Linked DNA regions of Homo sapiens: region 1 is linked to region 2. The links are chromatin loops, found by intact Hi-C in ENCODE. Cell type or tissue: dorsolateral prefrontal cortex. All regions are shown on one strand. Each heading gives the region's core, and the rest is flanking DNA. Links, peaks and the distances in the headings are about the cores only. Region 1 overlaps BID (BH3 interacting domain death agonist). Region 2 holds the start of LINC01634 (long intergenic non-protein coding RNA 1634).

The links. Peaks named below come from ENCODE experiments on the same cell type or tissue, not always from the same donor. Only the 100,000 strongest peaks of a DNase experiment are listed, where the experiment ranks them.
Region 1: a loop joins it to region 2, with 2.4 times the contacts of the local background. A loop is called at or near these places in 2 of 110 quality-filtered maps.

Annotation. Positions count from the first base shown.
Region 1 is chr22:17,738,243-17,746,242 of GRCh38, reverse strand. BID (BH3 interacting domain death agonist) reads left to right here. Exons shown (of 6, transcript NM_001196.4): 3 at 2,230-2,440; 4 at 6,755-6,894. Among named protein-coding and RNA genes, the nearest start is that of MIR3198-1, 22 kb to the left of the region's middle. RefSeq lists an enhancer at 1,328-1,948 and a silencer at 3,526-3,820. In dorsolateral prefrontal cortex, for the core only: CTCF peaks have their summits at 3,402 and 3,601 (motif pointing left); a DNase peak (open chromatin) is centred at 3,622; H3K4me3 peaks cover 454 bases; H3K27ac peaks cover 2,244 bases.
Region 2 is chr22:18,026,749-18,038,044 of GRCh38, reverse strand. It overlaps LINC01634 (long intergenic non-protein coding RNA 1634), which reads right to left and starts at 8,660. Exons shown (of 2, transcript NR_024417.1): 1 at 8,491-8,660; 2 at 77-2,285. RefSeq lists enhancers at 8,471-8,570, 8,611-8,680. In dorsolateral prefrontal cortex, for the core only: no CTCF peak of the experiment used is centred there; a DNase peak (open chromatin) is centred at 6,199; H3K27ac peaks cover 3,324 bases.

The DNA of each region.
Region 1 (8,000 bases), core at 1-8,000, 290 kb after region 2:
TCCCCCGCCCCCGCCTCCCTACTGTAAAGTGCCCGGTGCCTGCTCTCTCCATCTTCGTGTCCATGGGCACCCATTGTTTAGCTCCCACTTATAAGTGAGAACAGTCAGTATTTGATTTTCTGTTTCTGAGTTAGTTCACTTAGGGTAATGGCCTCTAGCTCCATCCGTGTTGCTGCAGAGGACATGATTTTATTCTTTTTTATGGCTGCAGCAATACACAAGCTCCTTATTTTTATTTATTTATTTATTTATTTTTGTTGTTTGTTTGTTTGTTTTGAGACGGAGTCTGGCTCTCGTCCCCCAGGCTGGAGTGCAATGGCGCGATCTCGGCTCATTGCAACCTCCACCTCCCGGGTTCAAGCGATTCTCCTGCCTCAGCCTCCCAAGTAGCTGGGACTACAGACGCCCGCCACCAGGCCCGGCTAATTTTTGTATTTTTAGTAGAGACAAGGTTTCATCATGTTGGCCAGGCTGGTCTCAAACTCCTGACTTCGTGATCCGCCCGCCTCGGCCTCCCAAAGTGCTGGGATTACAGGCGTGAGCCACCGCGCCCGGCCAAGCTCCTTATTTTAAGCATTTTTTTTTTCTTTTTTGAGACAGGGTTTCACTTTGTCACCCAGGTTGGAGTGCAGTGGTGTGATCATGGCTCATTGCAGCCTCAAACTTCTGGGCTCAAGTGACCTTCCCGCCTCAGTCTCATGAGTAGCTGGGACTGCAGGTGCATGCCACCTTGGCTAATTTTTATTTTTTGTAGAGATGGGGATCTTGTTGCCAGGCTGGTCTCAAATTCCTGGGCTCAAACGATCCTCCTGCCTCTGCCTCCCAGAGTGCCGGGATTACAGGCATCACCTAGCAAAGCATTAAAACAATTTGCTGCTGGGTGCAGTAGGTCACACCTGTAATCCCAGCACTTTGAGAGGCCAAGGAGTTGGGGGGAGTTGGGGGGCGGGCGGATCACGAGGTCAGGAGTTCGAGACCAGCCTGACCAACATGGTGAAACCTCGTCTCTACTAAAAATACAAAAATTAGCCGGGCGTGGTGATGCACACCTGTAATCCCAGCTACTCAGGAAGCTGAGGCGGGAGAATCATTTGAACCCAGGAAGCGGAGGTTGTAGTGAGCCGAGATCACACCACTGCACTCCAGCCTGGGTGACAGAGCGAGACTCCATCTCAAAACAAAAACAAAAACAAAAAAACAATTTGCCCTGTAAGAACTGTCCTCTAAAAGTTTTTGGTTTTTCTAATGAAAAATATTATGGACTTAGAGAATAGAAATAAATTTCTGCCTACACTTCCATCTTCCCTCCCACCCTTCTCTGGCAGCCCAGGAGGTCTTTTTGTGTGAATCTGCGCAGATCTCAGCGTCCCTGCCCTTCTTTGTGTTTTGTTCTCTCTTCCACCTTAGGTCTTTCTCTGGTCTGGGCACACCCAGCTGCAGGGCTCACCTTTGCCTGTAAGAATACAGCCCCCAAACACAGTCAGTACCCCAAGAACAGTCCCTGCCATCTCTGGCGGCACAGATGCTGGCCAAGCTGCAGCTGCCAGTGCTGCCCAGGGAGCTGGAGAGCTGCCGGCCAAGAGCCCAGCCCCTCTGGGTAGAGCAGGAGCCAGTGCCACCACTCCCTGTGGGATTCGGATTAAGGACACACCCACCCAAAGTAAACCAAGCTTGGCCAAAGGCAGGTGCCCAGCTGTGGTCACCACTCCGCAGTAGTTACTGAAAATCTTCCATCTGCCCAATACCCTCCTGAGCCCGTGAAGGAGATGAGCGGAAAGAGGCTCCGCCTGTTGGAAGCACAGCCAGGAAAGGTGGGCTCAGATTGCTGAAGCCTGCAGGGGAACTTGAAGAAAGCGTGCCAGCACAGGATGGCGGATGATGCCCGCATGACACTCGCTCGCCTCCCCGGAACAGCCTGTGGCCTTCTCACCTAGTGGGAAGCTCCCCAGCCGCGTGTTTCAGGAGGTCCAGCAGATTCCTCTGCAGAGGAATCCCTTTCTGCAGAGTCGGGGCTCGCTCCCTGCCATCTACGGGCAGTGCTGCTTAAAGCTGTGGCTGCAGACCTTGCCTCTGCCTGTTGAGACCTCCTGCAGGGCCCTCCAGCCCACAGGGTCCCTCAGCTCTCTGGGACCTGTGAGGCTCTTTGGGCCAGCTGCAACTGGAGCTCTTTGCAGGAGGGGCCTCTGGCCTGGCTGAAGTCCCGGCTTCCTGACTCCCCTTTCCCCTCAGGTCAACAACGGTTCCAGCCTCAGGGATGAGTGCATCACAAACCTACTGGTGTTTGGCTTCCTCCAAAGCTGTTCTGACAACAGCTTCCGCAGAGAGCTGGACGCACTGGGCCACGAGCTGCCAGTGCTGGCTCCCCAGTGGGAGGGCTACGATGAGCTGCAGACTGATGGCAACCGCAGCAGCCACTCCCGCTTGGGAAGAATAGAGGCAGGTAGGCGGCCGGCCCCACCTCCTTCCCCAAAGCTGGGCTTCTCTGTCGCCAGTAACATTCAGGGAGCCTCAGGGCTGGAAGGGACCCCCGGGATCACTCTGCCTCTGCAGTTTCAGCTGCCACGTACGCTGGTATCACTTAATCACTTGACTGGTCTCTACTTGATTCCCTCCAGTGCTGCTGAACTCACTGCCTACCATTTTTGGGTGACTCTGTTAGAAAGTTCTTCCTTTCTGTTGAGACAGAATCTCATGTACTGGTCTTGAGTCCCTTGTCTGGACCAACATAGAATGGTGTTTTTATCCAATTTTCCAAATGTGATTCTGATACAAAGATTGCAGACCACTTGTCTGGATTATATAACCCAAGGGGTTCTCACACTTGGCCTTGTATCATTTCAAGGACCTGGAGCTTTAAATGCTGGTGCCTGCATCTCACCTCCAGAGATTCTGATTGGTTGGTCTGGGCATTGCTGGGTCTGGGCAAAGCCCCCAGGTGGCACTACCGGTGCGGCCCCTGCCTCCCCAAGCAGGCCTGGCTGACTGTCCCATTGATTGAGGCCCACTGGTTTCACAGTGACTTTTGCACTGTCTATACCTGACATATTTCCTTTCATACATTATGCTCCGTGATTACCTATACAAGAACACAGAAGTATTTGGAACCTCATTTCCAGGTGAGGAAACCCAGGTCCAGCAAAGGGTAAATGACTAGCTCCAGATCACACAGCTTGTGGCCATGTTACCACTGGGACATGGGGCCAGGCCCCTTCTTGAGGTGGGCCTCAGCCGCCCTCCCACTGTAGGGCACTGACTCCAGGTCACCATGGTTTCCAGACTGTTCACCTTTCCTGTTGCTGATCCCTGCACTCTCCTCCAGCCTCCAGCTCCACTCCCCTTTGCCAAGGGGCTGCTTCTATGGACAGGGGCTGTCCCGAGTGGAGGCTGGGGGCGAGTGGAGGCTCACCCACTTCCAGATCCAGCCCTGCGACGCTGGCTTTCAGTAGTGTGCACATTGGAATTACACGAGAAACCTTTTCCAAATGCAGGCCTTGGGCCCTACTCCAGCTGCCTGCATCAGGCTGTTTTAGGGCGGGAGACTGCCCAGAGGATTCTGACGCAGGTAGAATCCCTGCCCTGAAAGCCTGCAGGGATCCCCGGACCCTGGTCCAGGCCTTCCAAGCTCAAGGGTTGCACTGCCCTCTGGTGGCTGTGGGGGAGACCAACAGCTGACCCAGCCTTCTGCCTCCCGCCTGTCTTAGATCAGGTGCTTGAGGACGTGGCTGGAGTTCCCCACTAGACCGGGGTGGGGGTGGGGGTGGGGGGTGGGGGGAGGTGTCTGAGAATGTCTCTGCCTTCTAATCCAGCCAGCATATCTTCTGGCTCGCCCTGAACTGAGGAGAAACCCCAGATCCCTTTGGGAAGGTCCAGGAAGGGCAGGAGTGGACAGGCACAGCTCTGCTGTCAGCACTGCTGTGGGGGTGACTGTAGCCCCAGTCTGCCCTGGTGTTTTTCTCTCGCTCTTCTCCATGCCGGCCTTTGCCTCTAGACTGAGAAACCGGGGTTGACTCAAGTGGCACCTGCAAAAGTGATCATGGCAGTTCACTTAGCCTGCAGGTGACAGGGACTGTGAATCTAGTCCCTGGCGAGCCTGGAAAGAGGGGCAAGGTAGAGGCTCTGGCTGCCGGGGTTTCTTTGGTGAGTCCGTTCACTCGGCTGGACACAGACGGATCAGGAAAGATTCCTGTTGCTACTCGGCTGGTGGCCAGAGGGAGAGAGGACGTGTCCGTAACTGAAGCAAGGTGGATAAGCTTCGGGAACGAGCGAGGCACAGATTCGGTGCTGGGGGAGTGATGAGGTGCTGGAGGAGCTGGGTGCTCTGCTCTGCAGGGAATCAGGAAAACTTTGGGGCTGCAGCTCCAATTGAGCTGGGCCTTGGGGGTTGGGTATGTTTGGTTCCTTGGAAACTGGGAAGAGGGAATGGCCATCTTTTAAGCAAAAGCCCAGCGGCTATAAATGCTACAGTGAGGCTGGGTGCAGTGGTTCACGCCTGTAATCCCAGCACTTTGGGAGGCCAAGGCAGGTGGATCATGAGGTCAGGAGTTCAAGACCACCCTAGCCAAGATGGTGAAACCCCGTCTCTACTAAAAAAAATATATAAAAATTAGCCAGGCGGGGTGGCGGGTGCCTGTAATCCCAGCTACTTGGGAGGCTGAGGTAGAGAATTGTTTGAACCCGGGAAGCGGAGGTTGCAGTGAGCTGAGATTGTACCACTGCACTCCAGCTTGGGGAACAGAGTGAGACTATGTCTTGAAAAAAAAAAGAAAAAAAAAAGCTACAGTGAGTAGTTGAGTTTGCCTAGGAAGCGTGGAAGTTAAGTCAGACGTACTTTCAGGCTGGGTCATGACTTGTCACTTAAGCAGAGATGAGCACTTGAGAGGTTTTGAAGAGAAGTGATGTGGCAGCCTTACTGCATGTTCCATGGACAGACTCCAGGGAGGCCGTGAAACCCCCAGAGCACAGCTTCTAAGAACGTGCCCACTCCTTAGCACGTCACTTCTCCCAACCCTGCCCTGCTCTGAGGTCTGTGCTGTGAAGGTGGCCGAGTAGACTGGACGGCAGGGAGTGGGGCTGTCATCATCAGATGAGAGCTAAGGGGACCCCCACCAGGGTGGCGGCAATGGCAGAGGGTAGGCAAAACGCTTGTATTTGCAACATAAGGTGAGATTTGACAGCTGACCGAGGGTGGGAGCAGCAGCCAAAACCAAAAAAGCCAGAGGGAAGTTGCAAGCACAGAAAAAATAGAAGATTTAATGGGAGAAATAACAATAGCTGGCATCTATTGAACACTTACTGGGAGCTAGGTACAGGGCCCATTCATTCATTCATGCAATTAAAACTTTTTTTAAGAAACGGGGTCTTGCTCTGTTGCCCAGGCTGGAGTGTAGTGGTATGATCACAGCTCACTGCAGCCTTGAATTCCTGGCCTCAAGGAGTCCTCCCACCTCAGCCTCCTGTGTAGCTGGGATTATAGGTACGTGCGGTACACCTGGCTCCCTTTAAAAGTTTTTTGTAGAGGCAGGGCACAGTGGCTCACACCTGTAATCCCAGCACTTTGGGAGGCCAAGGCAGGAGGATCACAAGGTCAGGAGTTCGAGACCAGCCTGACCAACATGGTGAAACCCGTCTCTACTTAAAATACAAAAATTAGCCGGGTGTGGTGGCGGGCGCCTGTAATCCCAGCTACTCAGGAGGCTGAAGCATGAGACTTGCTTGAACCCAGGAGGCGAAGGTTGCAGTGAGCCGAGATCGCGCCACTGCACTCCAGCCTGGGTGACAGAGCAAGACTCCGTCTCAAAAAAAAAAAAAAAGTTTCTTGTAGAGGCAGGGCCTTGCTTTGTTGCTGGTGCAATCACGGCTCACTGCATCCTCTAACTCCTGGCCTTAAGCAATCTTCTGTCCTCAGCCTCCCAAAGCACTGGGATTACAGGCATGCATGACCACACCTGGTCCCTGCCATTGTTTATTGAGCACCTACTGAGTGCCATGTATTAAGTGCTGGGTATTTGTCAGTGGACAAAACAGATTAAAAAAATCACAGCCCTTAGGGAGCTTACCTTCTGGCAGGGGCGTCAGACAATAACACAGCAAGTGCTGAGGAAGAAACGGAGGCGGCAGGGAGCGTGGCAGTTGAGCGTGGCCTTCATGGAGCTGCGACAGTGGTACTCGGGCAGGGGCAGCACGGAGGCTGTGCGCCAGAGGAGGAGGACTGAGGGGCAAGGGGGAGAGCTCTGGTTGGAAAGGCAGGGGAGATTCTCCAGGGCCTTGCCGGTGCCAGTGACAACTGGGGTTTTCCTGAGACGGGACTGCGAGGAATGGGGGCTCTCAGGCTTGAGAGGGCAAAAGTGGGTCTGGGATGCCGTCTGCCCACAGAGCCCCTTCCCCAACGGCTGCCCAGGCCAAGGCCAACCCTGTTGGGTTGTGTGGTGTGAGCCATGAAGCCGCTGCCAGGCTTGTACCTCAGGCGTGGTCGTGATGCCCCAGCTTCACCGGCCCTGCCTGTGGGGACGTGGTGCCTGTGTGCGGGAGCCTGGGCCTCAGCCGAGGCCCTGAGCTCCGGCACTGCCCAGAACCCAGCTCAGCGCTGGTACTCAGCCCGCCCGCTGTGGCCCTGGTGGAGTGGAGCACGTGCCCAGTGGGGGCTGGCCTTGTCCCATCGCGGACCTGTCCTTTCCCGGGGCAGGGTGGTGTGGGAGAGGGTATCAGGGACATTTTCTGAGTCTGCTCTGTCTCTGCCGCCCCTGCCTGAACACAGATTCTGAAAGTCAAGAAGACATCATCCGGAATATTGCCAGGCACCTCGCCCAGGTCGGGGACAGCATGGACCGTAGCATCCCTCCGGGCCTGGTGAACGGCCTGGCCCTGCAGCTCAGGAACACCAGCCGGTCGGAGGAGGTGAGTGAGGGCCTGAGGACCGCGTGGGCGGGCAAGTGAGCCAAGGGGGCCTGTCCCCTGCCTCTCACCAGGCAGCCCACTGTCCCGTGAGGCCACTCAACTCGTGACTGTCAGGTCCAGAACTCTGACGAAGTAACTGGACGTAGGGTATGGTTCATTGCCTTGCAGAAGATTTCAGCTGGTTGACATCGAGGAAACCTGAACCTTAAATCAGAGTAAAGAGTTTAGGGGTAAAAGCCTCTAAAAGATGAACGAAGCATGTTTGGCCAACAGAAGAAACAGACGCTTCCTTTGGTTGTAGGGAGTTTAATAATGGTGCCAGTGAGAACCGTAAGCCCTGGGAGTGGTGCCTGCTGCTCTGCTGAGCTCCTTGGTTGGAATCCACACAACTTTCTGAGCTCTACCATCTGCTTGGCACTGTTGGGGATACAAGATTGGTCCGGGGCACTGTGTCCCCAGAACACTTAGCGGAAAGAACTACATCCTCCCAACTGCCAAATGCAGGCCTGTAGCGGTAGGAGCTGAGAGGAGAGAAAGTTCCACTTTTTCGACTCTACCAGCTGAAAATGCAGGCGTCCTCACCTCCTAGAAATCCAATCATGCTTCTGTTCAGTGGGGCCAGCCTGTGATGTCCCAGCAGCTGCCTAGAACGCAGGAGTGGCTGGCGCACTCCCATGTAACTCTGCATGTGCGCCGACCGCCTGACGGTCCTTGCCAGCCTTGTAGTCTGTCTAGTGTCCCCCAGGAACCCCCTTCCTCCTGTCCATTCAGCTAGGTCTGCACCAATAAAATGGGCCTAAGGCGTCGCAGGTGGTCACTAGTTCTGGACTCGAAGTGCCTTGGGCGCAGGGATGACCCAGGCTTCTTGTATCCCATCACCGTCTAACAGTGGGCACATGGGCTCACCACACATGCGTTTGCTTACCGAGCCCCCTGCAGGGAGTGATTGCAGTCTTCCCTTTCCATTGCCTCTCAGAACTCAACTGTTTCTCATTCTTTCCGCCCAGCAGCCCTGGATACTTAATAAGTACTTTGAAGTGCTTCTTCATACTGGGGACTGTCTTTCCTTTGAGAGGGAAGAGTATTAGTAAACCAGGTTCTGTGTG
Region 2 (11,296 bases), core at 1,813-9,812:
GACAGAGCAAGACCCTGTCTCAAAAAAAAAAAAAGTTTATATGTGCTTAAAAGAACCAAGCCTTTTATTGAATATTGAAGATTCACCAAGGGTTTTATTTGATCATGGTAATATAATTATAAAATCATTATTAATAAGCCATAAAATGTACAAAAGCATATCCAGTGAAAAATAAGTCTCCTTTCCATTTCTGTCCCCCGCCACCAGCTCTCCTACCCAAGATAACCACTTCTTGAGTATTCTCAAAGACGGTCTATGCCTTTCCAAGTCCACGTACATATGTATGCACACGTGCCTGTTTGACGTTTTCCAGCAGAAGTGGTAGCGTATCATACACACTGTTCTGCATCTGCTGTTCCCATTTAGCAGTATGTCTCAGGGATTATCTGCCTATAGCCAGATCTACCCAAAGCTCAGATCGGACCATGAGAAACCAATGAGCAAAATGTGGAATATATACACAATGGAATATTATTTGGGAATATTCTAATAATACTAGAGAAAGAATGAAAGTCAGCCTGCCATGGTGGTTCATGCCTGTAATGCCAGCACTTCGGGAGGCCGAGGCAGGTGGATCACCTGAGGTCAGGAGTTCAAGACCAGCCTGGCCAACAGGGTGAAACCCCATCTCTACTAAAAATATGAAGTTAGCCTGGTGTGGTGGCGCATGCCAATAATCCCAGCTTCTTGGGAGGCTGAGGCAGGAGAATCGCTTGAACATGGGAGGCAGAGGTTGCAGTGAGCTGAGATCATGCCACTGTACTCCAGCCTGGGTGATAAGAATGAGACTCTGTCTCAAAAACAAACAAAACAAAACAAAAAGAACAGTGATTAGTGTCTTGGTAGGCCCAAGCAAGGAGATGATGATGGCTTGTACCAGATCGGTGATGTGAAGTTCAAGAAAAGTGGGCAAATTAGAGATGTATCTTGGAGGCAAAATAGACAGGAGACTGGAGGCTGGCATAGAGATAGAATGCTGCCCAGAGTCTCTAGTTTTTACATCTGGGTGGGTGGTGGGCCATTCCCTGGGGGAAAATTAAGTTCCTGGGACTTGGGAGTCAGGACCCTTCTTGGGTTTTAGTCCCAGCACTGTTTCTGTCTCTGGGAGTCAGGCAGGTGACTTCCCCTCTGTGGGTCTCCTCACCTGATGAGTAGGTAAACTAATTCCTTTCTGAAGTCCCTTCCAATAAAATGGCTCTACAAACTACTAGACCTTGACATGTCAGTGAATATTCGTTTCTGAGGCTAGTTTTTTCCATAGCACTAACTGAGATGTGCTGTGGGCTTTGAATGGGAAAGGGGGACGCAGGGGAGGAGGAAATTTGAGAGGGTAGGGTCCTAGGAGCCTGAAGGTGGTCAGAGCAAGCAGAGATAGGGAAGCAGTGCCACCAAGAGAGACACACAGAAGTGGACACCAAAGGGTGCACAAAAGCTATTCCTGCATCCCAGGCCAGCCAAGGGACAGCCCTCCCATAGAGAGAAGGGTACAAGGGAGGAATTTTGACAACGATTAATCAGTTTCAGTGGGAGAGAAAACCTAAAATACAGCCAGGAAGAAAAAAACTCAGTAGCATGATCCAAATCTGATGGGATTTCATAAGATCTCCCTCTAATCCACTTCCTTTGCTTCATAATTGATTTCGGTTTTAGCCAAAGCAAGCTTCTCAAAGTTAGGCTTTTATCCCCGATCTTGTGCCTGGCATTTGCTCCGGGGGTCTTGTAGCCCCAGTGAAAATGTGAGTTCCCAGGAGGATGAGCCTCATACTTATTTTCTTTTACATCCTTGTATTGTATCCATAACAGAAGCACCATAAATGTTTACTGATACCTCACATCTAGAAAAGTTGCTGCCGAAAAGTCATGCCTTGACCTGGACTTCATGCCTTTGTCTCATAAGTACAGCGATTTGTCACTCCATACTGGACAGAGCTTGGGGGGAAACCGAGGTCTTCTCTGTGGAATGTGAGGTCTTCTGGTCTGTCGCAGGCCCAGGCTTCCCTAAGGTGGAATAAGAAAGGAAGGGCTTCATGTTTCAGAGGGAGAGAGCAGCCGGTGATGCAACTGCTGAGTGACGTCCCAAGGTAACAGAGAGGAGACGGGCTGTGAGCTGCCCTCACCCTGGCCCACTGCCAGTGGCCACCAGAGCAGGGAGTGCCCATAGTGTTGGCCAATCAGACGAGGACTGCAGAACAGGAGAAATGGGAACTGTGGTCCTGAAAACCTGTGCTTTCTCGGCCCGATGAAATGCAGAGTTATGTGATAGCATGCTTCTGACTTTCAATATTCTGAAAAACAACCCAGCAAACATATGTGTATACACATATACAGGAAAGCCTGTACATCTATATGCTTTTACATATGTATATGTATAGCAGAGATCTGCTTGCTCAGGAAATGTACCCATGGATGTGTATGTTGTGATTGATACACACACAGGAATATCCATCTGAGGAGGCTGTGTGCATGTGCCCAGATATATAGAGGGAGGGGCTTTGAGCTGAGCCTGGTCCCAGGTGCCCCTTGCTTGTGTTTCTGGGCAAGGATCGAGCCGAGTGCAGTGAACACGCTCTCTTATTTATTTATTTATTTATTTATTTATTTTGAGATGGAGTCTCACTCTGTCGCCCAGGCTGGAGTGCAGTGGTGCGATCTCGGCTCACTGCAAGCTCCGCCTCCCAGGTTCATGCCATTCTCCTGCCTCAGCCTCCCGAGTAGCTGGGACTACAGGTGCCCGCCACCATGCCCGGCTAATTTTTTTTTTGTATTTTTAGTAGAGACGGGGTTTCACCGTGTTATCCAGGATGGTCCCGATCTCCTGGCCTCGTGATCCACCCTCCTTGGCCTCCCAAAGTGCTGGGATTACAGGTGTGAGCCACTGCGCCCGGCCGTGAACATGCTCTCCTGCTGCGGGCCTCCAACTGCCTGAGGACGCCAGCTGTAACCTTGCCATTCTTCAGCCTTCCCCAAGGCCCTCACCTGCTGATGCAGGAAGTGAACCCCATTAACTGCTGCCTGATTAGCAAGGCTGAGCAGGTGTCTGCCTCCCGAAGAGGGAGCCAGGCTGGGAGCACCCCACAGATAGGTCTGCAGGAGAAAGGGCTACCAGGGGAGCCCCGCCACGGGGGCACCCTTCACTCTCACCCCACAAGCTTCTCCTTTCCATCAGTAGATATTTGACTCAGTAGATTTGAGACATGATTCCTGCTCTTCTTCACTCCACACATTCTTTGCCCACTTCCATTCTGTCTAACTCAAATTCTCTGCTTCAGCCAAATTAGCCTGCTCATGGTTTCCTGAATATAGCTGGAGATTTCCTGCCCCCCCAGGGCTTTGCCTGCTCCGTCGTCTTCTACCCTGGAATGTGCCTCTCCACCAGGTGTTCCACCACCCGCCCCAACAACGCCCCCCACTACCCCCCCTCCACCCGCCTCCCGCCACTTCCAAACACTACCTACAAGAAGCCTTCCCTGACCACCCAACTGAGTGTGCTCTCCCTGCGCAGAACCCTCTCTTAGGTTGGCCATCTGGTACTGGCATTTAGGGTTAGCTTTCTGTGGGCATGAGATTACAGACTTGGTGTTCTCATCAGATACTCTGGTGTGCCTGACCAGAGGCCCCTCTCCAGCCTTCTTTTAAGGCCTTTTAAGTGTCCAGAGTGTTCTAACCCGTCACCCCCAGTTTCTGTGACATTGCCCTTCAAACATGGCACAGACATAATGAGATGATCAAACAAAACACCGTTACTAACCGCACACAGCACATGGTCAATGTGCAACCCCTGCCTTAAACCAAATAGTAACCAATTAAGAGTTTGTGTTCTTATTTGGGTATCTCAGGATGACTGGAAGTCTTTATTTATTGAGTTCTTTACTCCAAGCACTAAGCCTTCTTGATAATCCACTCTGGAAAATCATTTCAGGGGCCCATTTTTGCTGGTTTGGTTTGGTTTTTGCTTTTCTTGGCCTACAAAATTACCTCTAGGAGTGGGTGAATATTAATCTAGGACCCAAGACCCTAAGCTCTGACCTTAGCTACCCATTATGCTGAACTACAAGGATTGACTGGCCAGTTTGGGAATGATTTGAACTGTCTGCACTGTTCTCTTTTGAGCTCCCTGTTTTGTTTTGTTTTTTTCCCTGAAACATCTCTCTAGAGGTTGGCTTGGGTAACAGCAGCATGCTCACTGCTGGAATTCTTGTCCCAGACTCAGTAAGCAGACAGCATTCACCAAGTATGAAGTTTCTGATACCCAAATGTAGTCTTTCCCTCTGTAAGCCAAAATTGTCTGCTTGGGAATCTGAATCAGAAAGTCCTTGGGGGATGTGGAGACTGGAGCGATTCCCAAGTCTGCCACGGGACATAGCTTTCCATGTGGACAGTGATACTGAAGGCTGTGGGGTGGACAAGCAGGAATCCTCCCTCCTGGAAACTTTCAGTTCCTCCAGCCAGTCCAAGGCTAGATTGGGGGTCACTAGAAATTTCTGAGCAGCCCAGGATAGGAAGCCCAGTCTCTAGGGGGACCCTGTCAAAGCCTAGCATCCTTGGCATCTGTTAGATCTGTCTCGGCCTCCAGCTTTGCTTGAGATCACCTTTTGCTTCAAGCTGACTCGATTGCCTGCTGGTCAGCTCTGCCTGGGGCCATCCACTATGGTGACCACATTGGTCTCCTTCAGCCAGCCTTAAATTCTGTCTGGTTCTGTTCCTTGATTGTGATGAGCGTGCAGGTGCTTGCCTCTTCCATACCTCACACACATTACCTGCAAATTTGCACTGCACCTCCCAACCACAGCCCCCTGCCTGCCTGGGACAGAACGTGAGATGGAAGGTGAGAAAAAAAAAATCAAAGCTCTCCGTCTTACTATTTACAAACTGTTCTGGTCAAAAATTGAGTAGAGGAACAAACTGATGAAACTATTCTTTTTTTTTTACTAAAATAAATAGAAATTTCTAATAATCCTTTACATTCTCATAGTATGATCAAGAGTTTACAGAGTGTTGTCATATGCATTGCCATGTAATCCTCACACATGCCCCCATAAAATGGGGGAAAACGGATATTACTATTCCCATTTGACAGATAAGGAAATATGTGCTTTAGAGAAGTCTATTAATTTGCTCAACGTCATGCAATTAATAAATGATACTGCTGGAAATGAAATGCAGGCCTTCTTCTTCTAGGTCTAAAGACATTTTTGAAATACCTCTGGTGTTCACTTATCCTTACTCTTCCTGCCATCCTGTACCAGGGCCAGATCAGAAGTGAATGATCTGAATGCTCTCTGTGTGATCTAAGTGTGGCCTCCATCTGGCTTTTGTCTCGGCAGATTGGGCTAAGTCCAGGGAGGAGCGCTGGCTGTTTCCAGGCATGCGGGCTCATTATGTCCAGGTGGAGGAGAGTAATGACTTACTCACTTTCTTACTCACTTACTCAGTTACTTACTCGGCTTCAAGCCAAGGAGCCTCTCCCAATTCTTCAGCCCCAAGGGGCCTCCTACAGTAAAGAACCCTCACTGGTATAGGGATTTATGCCACTGAGACAATGTCTTTGGTGCCAGTGACTCTGCTGGTTAGAATGAAGGAAAGGGACTGACTCCTGGCTGTGTGGAAACCACAGAAAAGAGGACGAGGTTCCCGTGGGCACATCCTCTGCTTCTTCCTACCCTTGGGCTTAGCTGTGTCTAACAGAAACAGCAGCAAGGGATGCCAAGCACAGACCTGTCCCCGTTCTACGGCCTGGACAAAGCCATAGGCAGGGTTTGGTCTTAGCCCTATCTCCACCCAAGGTGAGATGTCATCATCAGAAAACTCCTATTGGGCATCTACCTGCAGCTCGCAGGACAGCAGTGATTTCTGCAACACCATGCCCTCCAGCAGCAACTCAGGCCCCCTGGTTTTGCAATATCGTGGTGGTAGTTCTAAGTATCCCTGGGGTGGGGTAAAGGGACAGGAAGTGTTGTTGATACATTCTCAATGCTAAATGTATCAAACTTCACACCGATTTAAAAATAAACATATACCATCTGGCATTTTTAGGAAAATGAAGAAGGGATGGGTTTGGGGAGGATGAATTGCTAAGTGGCACAAAAACAGGCTATTACCACTCCAGATAGATGTGAGTCACTCGGAGGAGCTCAGTCTTGTGTCTTTCATTCCAAACCCCTGAGCCAAGCAGACCTGGTAGCAGAGCTGGAGGGTGGCCAAGCCCAGGAAGCCACGCTGGGGGCAGGAAATACAGCAGGGTAGTTTTTAGCTGGTATCCAGGGAACAGAGCGGGTGATGGAAAGAGGAGAGGCAGAGGAAACCCATTACCACCTGGTGTCTTGCTACTAGGAAGATGGAATTCACTTCAGATTTTGGTCCGTTGGTGACTTGATTAACTACACATTGAAGGTAGACAGCTTACTGAGAGACAGAGGGGGTAGTGGGTGAGGACCATAAACTCTGGAGTTGGTAGGATGAAATGAGTAAATATATATAAATCACCTAGAACAGTGCTTAATGTTCTAAGTAAAATACTAATGTTGGTTATTGCTACTACTGAGTACAATGAAGAGCTGCAGTGGAAAGTCAGGGTGCTAGAGTGGCAATAATATGCAACACAGCTGGGTGCCGTGGCTCATGCCTATAATTCCAGCACTTTGGGAGGCCGAGGTGGGTGGATCACCTGAGGTCGGGAGTTTGAGACCAGCCTGGCCAACATGGTGAAACCCCGTCTCTACTAAAAATACAAAAATTAGCTGGGCGTGGTGGCACCCACCTCTAGTTCCAGCTACTTGGGAGGCTGAGGCAGAAGAATCAATGGAACCTGGGAGGCAGAGGTTGCAGTGAGCCAAGATGGCGCCATTGCACTCCAGCCTGGCTGCAAGAGCCAAACTCCATCTCAAAAAAAAAAAAAATGCAACACAAATGCATTTAAGACAGAAACCTGTTCTGCAAAGAGGAAGAGGTACCAGTAGATGCAATTATGGCAGCCTGGGGCTTTCTATAGGCCAAGTTTAGGCTACCTCATTGGAATAATATAATGTAGTTTCAGAACTGTGACTTCCGGCTTCAGCAGGCTGGAAGAAATCCATCTCCCATTAATCTTTCTATCAGACTCCAGGAAAAAAATAAAGCAAAAATATTTTCCTATTTCATCTTTAAGAAAGTCAAATTATTCAAGACACACTGAGCACCTATCTGCATAAAATAGTCTAATGATGATAGGAGTTAAAATGAAGTAAAAGATTTGTTCCCTGCTGTTAAGGATCTTATAATCCCTTTGGGAAGACAAGGTCAATACTGATACAGATGAAAGTATAATCTTCTTCTTCTTGAACAGTAAGAATCTATAACTTCACACATTTCTCTCTTTGCCCAGACTTTGAGCAAAGCTTATATTTAAATTCAGTGCCCAAATTCTGAAGCAACTCACTTTTTCTCAGGAGTCCTTCTGGATTCAATTATTTATTTACTTTTGAGATCTGGTTATGAGACTGGCTAATTTTTTGGTAGAGACGGGGTTTTGCCATGTTGCCAGATTGGTCTTGAACTCCTGGGCTCAAGCAATCTATCTGCCTCGGCCTCACAAAGTGCTGGGATTACAGGTGTGAGCCACTGTGTCTGGCCTGGATTCAATTTTTTATTACGAGTTTTATTTGTTTCTTTTTTAAGATACATATTCTAATGACAAATCATTTGAATCGTTTTGGGAATCAGAAGGTCAAAAGCACTAAAACCTTTTCTACTGGCATGAACTAGCAGTACAAGAAAAATAACCTGACTGGGCATGGTGGCTCACACCTGGAATCCCAGCACTTTGGGAGGCCAAGGTGGGTGGTTTGCTTGAGCCCAGGAGTTCGAGAGCAGCCTGGGCAATATTGTGAGACTCTGTCTCTACAAAATACACACACACACACACACACACACACACCACACATTAGCCAGGTGTGGCGTCATGTGCCTGTAGTCCCAGCTACCCAGGGAGCTGAGGTGAGAGCTCTAGGCTGCAATGAGCTGTGATTATACCACTGCACTCCAGTCTGGGCAACAGAGTGAGACTTTGTGAAAGAAAGAAAGAGAGAAAGAAGAGAGAAAGAAAAAAGAAAGAAAAGAGACAGAAGAAAAATGAGAAAAAAAGAAGAAAAAAGAAAGAAGAAAGAAGAGAGAAAGAAGAAAGAAAGAAAAAGAAAGAAGAAAGAAAAAAGAAAGAAAGAAAAGAAAAAGAAAGGAAGGAAGGAATAAAGAAAGAAAGATCCATGATGAAGACTCACAGAATCTTTGAGTTAAAGGGAACTTGGAAGTCATGGAGTCAACTCCTGTCCCAAAGTAGATATCCTATAAGCTCTCAGATGCTTGGATCCCAGCATTTCCCTAAGCAGACTTCCAGACCATTCTGTGGTGAGTCCGCAATTTTGGAAAATTCTTTGAACAGAAATCTATCTCCCATTCATCCTTATCCCTAATGATCCTCCTTCTGCCCTGCGGAGTGACATAGAACAAGCCACGTACCTCTTCTTCATTGGCAGCCATTCCTATACATAAAGTCAATAATCATGTTCTTCAGAAGACTCCAGGCTAGACATGCTCAACTGCAGTGGCCCCTCATCCTGCTGAGCAGTGCCCAAGGCCTGCAGCCTCCTCCTCTGGTGGATGAACTCTAGTTTATCAAGGTCCCTCCTGGAACCTTGTGCTACAGAGTGGTATAAATATGACCTGGCCAGCACCAAGATTCCTGGGCCAGTTACTCCGTGAAACATCAGGTTACTCTCTGTCTACTAATATAGCTCTGAGGTTTCATTAGCTGTTTCACCAGCTGCTTCCCACGTGGGGCTCTTACTGAACCTGTTGGTTGACTTAACTCCCTATCTTCTGTTTCACATGCACAAGTCAGGCCTCTACTGTGCAATATATATTTTCAACCAAAAGTGCAGGCCATTATATTTATTCATGCTAAATCTGAACTTAGTGGTTTTAGTCTATCAAAAACTCTAGGAAGACCTTTCTTTCTCTTTTAGAGACAGGCTCCCACTCCATTGCCCAGGCTGGAGTGCAGTGATGCAATCATAGCTCAATGTAGCCTCAAACTCCTAGGCTTAAGGGGTCCACTCTTGTGCACCACCACACCTGGCTAATTTCTATTTTTTTTTCCTAGAGACAGGGTCTTGAGCTGGGAGTCCTAGTGCACACCTGTAATCCTAGCTACTCGGGAGGCTGAGGTGAGAGGATCCCTTGAGCCAGGAGTTCAAGGCTGCAGAGCTATGATTGCACCACTGCACTCCACTCCAGCCTGGATGACAGAATGAGACCCTGACTCTTTAAAAAAGTAAAATAAAATAACAGGTTCTCGCTATGTCACCCAGGCTGATCAAACTGCTAATCTTAAGGGATCCTTCTGCCTCAGCCTCCGGAGTAGCTGGGATTACAAGCTCATTCTTAATGTTTATCCTGTCAACTATAGATTATAACTAAATTTTCATCTATTTTTGATTAGCTAGCTATGGTAGCTTTCTGTCATTTACAAATGTAGGCAGCCTGCCTTCAGACTTCAAGATTACTAATGAGATGCAGAGTGACCTTGAACTAGACAGTTAACCTCTGTAGAGCTCTGTTTCCTCATCTGAGGAAAGCAAGGGAGCAGAGAATGACCTCGTAGGTCTCTAGGAATTTCAGTGTACCTTATGCAAATAAAATGGCCAGCTGGTAAAAGACAGGGAAGGGGAAAAAAGCATAGACTGACCCCTTTCACTCATGGTATAAAGTGGTCAAGTAAATGTTCTATGTTCAAATATATGTATTTTAACTTTAAACCTCAGGCATTGTCTTCAGGTAATTAAACTCTGTGAACAACATGGTAGATACCTTCATTCATAATTAAACATTCAATTTTTGCATAGTGCTAGTCTGTGGGGGAGAAAAGCTGCAAAATTTACAGGTATTTTGTCAATTTAATTGCAGTAAATTTGTTCCTAAATTCAGTACGTTATCTAAAACTGCTTGATGAAATATTAGTCTTTTTTTTTTTTCTGAGACAGAGTCTCACTGTGTCGCCTAGGCTGGGATGCAGTGGTGTGATCTCAGCTCACTGCAGCCTCCTCCTCCCAGGTTCAAGCAATTCTCCTGTCTCAGCCTCCCGGGTAGCTGGAACTACAGGCACACGCCACCGCACCTGGCTAATTTTTGTATTTTTAGTAGAGATGGGGTTTCACCATGTTGGCCAGGATGGTCTTGATCTCTTGACCTCGTGATCCACCCGCCTCGGCCTCCCAAAGTGCTAGGATTACAGGCATGAGCCACCGCACCCAGCCAAAGTCACTAATACAAAGTATTAGTCTTATACTCACTTTAATGCAATAGGTGCTAAACACTGTTTTCAGTATTCAGAAATTCACTCAATAAGAGAATTTATAAAAGATCTATTGCCACGTTGAATCCACTCCTATTAATTTTCCAACAGCCTTTAGCCCTAAATTTATTCAAGAGTAAAAAACCTTTTGGCCTGATCTGATTTTAGAAGGTACATTTTAAAATAGTCAAAAGGACTAGATTCCCTCCCATCACACTTAACTTTCTCAGTGGGGAAAAAAACAAACGCTGAAAAGGTTTAAAGAGATTCTAGAGTTGACATTGAGCCCCCAGCCCTCACCTTCTGCCCTCTTTGCTATCTTCTCTCAAGGAAGAAGAAAGCAGCATTAGGTTTCATTTCATCTTGGAGAACCATCAGCGAGATCACACAGCCTTATTGCCAACCTTTGACAGTTCTATTACTCTAGTTGCTTTTCCTGAGAGGTCTCCCCTACCCCACCCATCAAAGCCTAACCCTCTCTGACAAGTTTTTCAATTTACCCAATCATCCCATCAGCAGTAAATGCTGAGATTAAAACGTGAGGATCAGAGGGACAGGGCAGCTTTTCTATAGCAGGACTGAGGCTGAGGCCATCAGCAGGGTCAGTATCAAGTGAGCTCCAAGCTCCGGCATCCCTGGCTTAACCCAGGGCCTTGGAAAGCTCACCCCTTTCTCTTATTTTCTCTCCCTATTCTTACTTATTGAGGATTTTAAAATAGTAAAGGAGATACTGCGTTTTTCTGAGTAAATCAAAATAATCAACCAAAAAGCTACAAAGAACTAACCCTAGTTTCCCAAAGAGTTTGTGAGCTAAATAATTTAAATGCTATATACCAGGTGAGGGCACAACAGATGTGTGGAGGGCAGTGGAGTGGGACCGTGCAGGTCCTGTGGGGAACGGGGCTGGGTGAGTTGGATATCCCCATTGGAGAGGATTGGAAAGTCTTTAAAATGTTAATACCCTTGGACTCA